2 separate regions of the Mus musculus genome follow, and region 2 is linked to region 1. The links are chromatin loops, found by intact Hi-C in ENCODE. Cell type or tissue: left cerebral cortex. All regions are shown on one strand. Each heading gives the region's core, and the rest is flanking DNA. Links, peaks and the distances in the headings are about the cores only.

Region 1 (2,904 bases), core at 237-2,736:
CACTCCAGTGGAAACTGCTTTCCTGTAAAGTAATGAAAGGATGCTGCTGAGCACGTGACCTCTGCACGCCGCTCTTGCGCCCAGTTTACCAACTCAGTAATGACTTCCCCACTTCCCGATCCCCCGGAGCCTTTCCTCGCCTATTTCTGCTCCTGGTCCTCTGTTCTTTGGGTTGAAGCACATTTTTGTGAACTGAGCCAGGGTCTTATTACATAGCTCTGGCCTGGAATTTGCTATATAGACCAAGCTGGCCTCGAACTCACAGAGATCTGCCTTGACTCTGCCTTGACTAAAGGCATATCTGGCCATCATGCCTGGCCTCCTTTCACATATGTTTAGAATTTGACGATGTCTGACTGCAGATATCTATCTGTCTGACACGCTTTCAGACATGTGAAATCACATACCCACTCAGGAATACTTCAAATGTGACTCCGATGGGAAGATGAAATTTTTTAAACTTTTTTTTTAATATTTATTTATTTATTATATGTAAGCACACTGTAGCTGTCTTCAGATGCACCAGAAGAGGGAGTCAGATCTCATTACAGATGGTTATGAGCCACCATGTGGTCGCTGGGATTTGAACTCAGGACCTTCTGAAGAGCAGTCGGGTGCTCTTACCCACTGAGCCATCTCTCCAGCCCCAAGATGAAACATTTTAATTCACTTTAAGAGTTTATTTTGAAGCAGAGCCTCCCTCTGCCTACAGGCTGGCCTGGAACTTAGGATCCTCTTGCTTTCACCCTCCTAACAGTTGGGATTACAGGAACGCACCATCATATCCATAAATTTAAGGCTTTAGAAACAGGATGCTAGGGTTGCTGGAGAGATGGCTCAGCTTGGTTAAGAGCTCTAGAGAATTCATGTTTGGACCTCTACATTTGTATGGGGTGTCTCACAATGCCCTGTAATACCAGATGAATACACACACACACACACACACACACACACACACACACACACGAATAAGACAATTTATTTAGTGTTTTGAAGCAGGGTGTCATTGTGTAAGCCTGGCTGTTGTAGACCAGGTTGCCCTCAAACTCACAAAGATGTGCTTCCTGGGTGCTGGGATTAAAGGCGTGAGCCACCATTTGTGGCACCAGTGTGTGAAGATTGTCTTTAACACTTTCATTGGTTCATGTGATGATATTTTACAGGCCTGAAAACTTAAACAATTTTTCTCTCTACCTTAAACACACTGAGGACTTTGGGGCATTTCTACTAGAAGTATGAGGTTATATTCTGAAATTTAAATGGTCTTGTGTCATACACTTTGTGCTCTCTGTGTGTGTGTGTTTGTGTGTGTGTGTGTGTTACAGTAGAGGAAGCCTGTGTAATTAAAGCATTCTGCTGCTTTCACTTTAATCTTTTGCATCTTATGTGTTGGTAGAGTTCTCTCTTTCATTCTTCCATTAGATGGCGGCAGATACGAAAGAAATAACCTCGAAAGCCATGAAGGATAGCCAGTGGTTGGGTTTTCCTCTTAAAATGTCACTGTTGTTAGTAGCTGAGCTGATACACATGAATGGTCCTCTTTTTTAAAAATGTGTGTATGCATGTGTATGTGTAATAGTGTACATTTTGTCCTGTGTTCGTGCCTAGGAAACTTGCCACAGATCATTTGTTTAATCAGGGTTCTTTCCTAGGCATTGGAAAGCATCTTTCAAGATGGGGTTAAAATTTTTTTTCTCTCTCAACTACTAGCAGACCTGAGATAAGCTATGAAGTCAGGAGAGCAGCCAATACTGATTTGGAAACGCTGCGCCATCTGTTGCATACATTTACGGAAATGGAAGAGAGCCATTTCCCATCGGGGAATGGTTCCAGCGACCTGTGGACTGAAATCCCACACTGTGACTTGTAATCAGCCCACAAGTATTTATGAATTCTCTCTCTTGTGCTTGGCATCAGAAACAGAGAGGTGGCGCCCGCCAGTCTACTTATAGTAACAAGCACAAAACACACACATGACTGATGAACAAGACCTGGCCTGATATAGTGACATTGGGTGGTGATGATGTTAAAACCCTACAAGTTTTATATGAGGTCTTTGGGGTTCAAAATGTCTTAAGGGTTAGTATTGGGAAGGGAGAAGGAGAGGCTGGAAAAAGAGCAAGAACCGGTGCAGAACTTCAGTGTGGAGAGGGTTTAGAAGTGAAAGGTGAGAGGAATTAAGGGGTAGGGATGCGGTTTAGCTCCTTTTGCAGCCTCGGAAAGCGCCAGTTCCGGGAGGATCGTTCTCCTGCCTTAAGTCCAGGCAATCTAGTCCTGGTGTAGAACTCGGGTCAGGTTTCTTACTTTAGCCACGTACCGGAGGCTCGCGCCAAGACGCCAGCTGCTAGGGACCTGCCTGCGCAGCGCGGGCCAGCCACGGAGGGGGCGTGGCTATGGAGGGGAGTGGCTGGGCGGCCCGGTGGGCGGGGCTCCCCTCTCAGCCTCCGCTGCCGCCGCTGCCTCCGCCCGCCGCGCGGACCAGCGAGCCGGTAGCTGTTGCGAGCCCACCCGCCCGCCCGCGTGCCGGGGCTGCGGTGGGCCAGGATGTCGGGCTTCCTGGAGGAGCTGCTGGGAGACAAGCTGGTGACGGGCGGTGGCGAGGAGGTGGACGTGCATTCGCTGGGCGCCCGCGGCATCGCGCTGCTGGGGCTCTACTTCGGGTGCAGCCTGAGCGCCCCCTGCGCGCAGCTCAGCGCCAGCCTGGCCGCCTTCTACGGTCGCCTGCGAGGGGACGCGGCGGCCGGGCCGGGGGCCGGGGCGGGGGCCGGCGCAGCCGCGGAGCCAGAGCCCCGGCACCGCCTGGAGATCGTCTTCGTGTCTTCGGACCAAGACCAGCGGCAGTGGCAGGACTTCGTGCGGGACATGCCATGGCTGGCGCTGCCCTACAAGGAGAAGCACCGGAAG
Region 2 (2,904 bases), core at 217-2,716, 430 kb after region 1:
AACAAGAGCCCATGCAGCTGGTGATTGGCCTAAGATGGTGAATATATTCACATTCGTGGACCCTCTTCTCTTACAGCCACAGATAGACAGACAGACAGACAGACATATGTGGAAGTATGTCCCCCTTCCCATTTAGTGGGCACGTGAGAATCACCAGTGAGGATGGGGCCATTTCACACAGGAGCAGGACTGGAGGCCTAGGCTGTGTCTCCTCTCATATACAAGATGCCCCCAGGTAAAAGCTAAACAAGAACAGTTGGTTGTATAAGGCTGGTTGTATTGCTGTGATGGTGGGGGTTGGGGGAGGCCACATGAGATACCTAGGAAATAAAACTTTAAGGAAACTGGCAAGAGATCGCTCCTTAGTATAACCCAAGTACCAGTTTGAAGTACCACCAGCGCCCACTAGAAGCCTTGCTTGTTGGAGGAGGAAAACCTTTGCAGGCTAAAGCGCTGACTAAATTAAAGCAAGGCAATGGGGGTAATCAATCAATTTCTCATGGCCCATTTTCCAAAGAGAGGCTGGGCATCCCAGAAACTAGTGCACTGTAACAGGCTATGCATGATGTACTATGAGGGACTCCTAAAAGGGAGCTTGTGGGTGGACAGGTAGCCCTGAATCCTTGAGATCTGAGGATGAGGGGAAATGACAGGATGGAGGCGATGACGGTTACTAACTCCCACTATTGACCCTTACAATGAGCCAGCTGTTAGGGGCTTCCCCCGCATTCGGTTCTCATTCTTCTCTCCCTCCTGAAGAGAAGACAGAAGCTCAGGCTTCACTGCCTGATACAGAGTGGCAGTTTATATTAAGTCAAATTAAACGAAGTAACACATCCAGTCTCTTGTTCCTAGTGGCTAGGGCAGCCATGCAACATCTCTGTACTACAGGAAGTTTCCTGGCAGGTCGCACAGATTCACACAAGATCGCATTTTCCATAGGGGAAGATCAGAGTCCAGATGAAAGTCGATATGACCTAGGGACTAATCGGGGCTGCTGAGTTAATATGACAACCAGGAATCCCAGGCTTTTCACCTGGCTACTGATGTCTAAGGCCATCTCAGGATTTTTTTTTTTTTTCCTTAAACATTTAGTCTGAGGGGCTGGAGAAATGTCTCCACTCCGCTTGGATGCATATGCACCATTCAGGCGTACAGCGGCTGGAAATGAATACAACTTGATTCATTTTGAACTGGCAGTCAAGACAAAGCAGACAAGAGCTTAGGCTCTGGGCGGCTGCTTCCTTTGCAGACTGTAGCATCCATTCGCCTCCTCCAGTCATTTATTCCACAAACACACATTGAGCACCAGCTAGTGTTAGGTTTCCAGAAGCCCTATCTTTTGCCTCCTGGGGTTGCTAAGAAGAGGCTTGAAGCTCCTTAAAGAAAAGACGGAGCTGTTCGTTATCTGTAACTAAAAGGAGCCCTCGAGATCCACTCCGTGCCAAGATGAGCCATCTAAAGGGGGATGGCGCCTATCAGATGGCCTCGGGCCAGAGCTCTTCAGTTGGCAGGAACAGGTCCCAGGTCAGAGAGGGGCGGACCGGGGCGGGGCGCGCGCCCGGTACCTGAGGTGGCCGCCAGAGGGCAGCCAGGGAGCGCGCCCGGACGGGGCGAAGCCCCAGGTAAGTGTAGCTAAAGTGGGGCCACCCCCCTTTCTGGGGCCCAGTCTCTCGGGGCCCCGGTGTGTGTGTGTTTGGCTCCAAGATGGGGGCCAGAACGCGTGCACGCGATGGTCCGGGAGCTAGGGCTCAGATCCTGTAGATGTTGGAACCTGGGGTGGGGACCGTTCCTGAGCACCGTTGGGGCGCGGGCAGGGCCTGGTGCCCAGCTGCCCTCCTAGGTTTGCCCGCCCTCTATCTCTCTCCGTTGCCGGAGACTCCGGGCTGCAGGAGAGCTGTCCCGGGACAGCGCCGCGGTCCGCTCCGCCGGCGCGCTCTTACTCCGGGATTTAGCCTACAGCCCGGAGCGGAGGGTGTACCTCGCGCGGCTCCGGGTGTGTCCCGGGCGCGGAGTGGCGCGGGGCGCGGGCGGCCGGTGGGGGAGGGGCGCGGGAGGTGCGGACGGCAGGCGGCGCTGGGGCGAGCGCGCCCGCGAGTGAGTCAACAAGTGCGGAGCCCAGCGAGCGCGCGCGGGCGGCGGGAGGGGCCTGCAGGTGGTGGCCAGCGTCCCGTCCCGGTCCCTCAGTGTCCGGCCGGGGTAGGGTGGGCAGGATCCAATGTTTTCGGTTTCTGGCGTTTGTGTGTGGGGTGTCCTTGGCCTTGGGCGCTCGGCTCAAAAGGACTGGCTGGCGTTCAGGAGTGGGAACTCGAAAGCACGTGGAGCCCTTGGGTGTGCAGGTGCAGGGTGGAGGGTGTCCTCCGAGTCAGCCGGTTCTGCCCCTGGAAGACCCCTCCCCGCGGCCAGACAGCTTTGGGGAAGTGTTTCAATCCACTCGGGGCGCCGCCGAGAGCTCAGGATGGCGACCCTCCCTGCCTGCTCCCAGGGGTCTCCGGCCGTCTGCGAATTCCGAGGTGGAGCAGGGCAAAGCGACCTGATTTTCCACCTGTGTGTCTGATAAACCTTAGCGGTTCCCTTGGGGGAAAGGTTGGGGGATGCTGAAAGTGGAAACCGGATCTCAGTGAGACTTGAGCCAGTGGGGTCCAGGGGAAAAGTAGCTGTCAGTCGGGTTGTGCAGCCGGCAAGCTTTGATCCTCGGGGCAGCAGAGGGCAGGGGAGGGAAAGGGGCATTCCTGAGGCCCCAGAGCAAGGCGAAAGCCTCTTGGAGAAGCCGGCCCCTATAGTTCAGGCTCTGTCTCGCCCCCACCCTAAGAGATTGCTCCTTCCATCGCTGCCTCCGAGGGCCACTTGGCTCCCAACTGAAAAAAGCAGGAACATGAGGTGATCTGTAAGCTTTGCTCACCG

Evidence for each region. Hi-C counts contacts between places; a loop is a spot of excess contacts. Peaks named below come from ENCODE experiments on the same cell type or tissue, not always from the same donor. Only the 100,000 strongest peaks of a DNase experiment are listed, where the experiment ranks them.
Region 2: it touches region 1 in a loop (4-fold over the local background); 2 of 42 quality-filtered maps call a loop at or near these places.

The regions. Positions count from the first base shown.
Region 1 is chr11:76,398,701-76,401,604 of GRCm38, reverse strand. Nxn (nucleoredoxin) reads left to right here and starts at 2,464. Exons shown (of 8, transcript NM_008750.5): 1 at 2,464-2,904. The coding sequence starts at 2,545. In left cerebral cortex, for the core only: CTCF peaks have their summits at 540 (motif pointing right), 1,423 (motif pointing right) and 2,648; DNase peaks (open chromatin) are centred at 1,442, 1,805 and 2,455; H3K4me3 peaks cover 900 bases; H3K27ac peaks cover 234 bases.
Region 2 is chr11:75,965,880-75,968,783 of GRCm38, reverse strand. It overlaps a transcript of Rph3al not described here. Among named protein-coding and RNA genes, the nearest start is that of 1700016K19Rik, 33 kb to the left of the region's middle. In left cerebral cortex, for the core only: a CTCF peak has its summit at 1,584 (motif pointing right); DNase peaks (open chromatin) are centred at 1,337, 1,507 and 2,109; H3K4me3 peaks cover 1,264 bases; H3K27ac peaks cover 613 bases.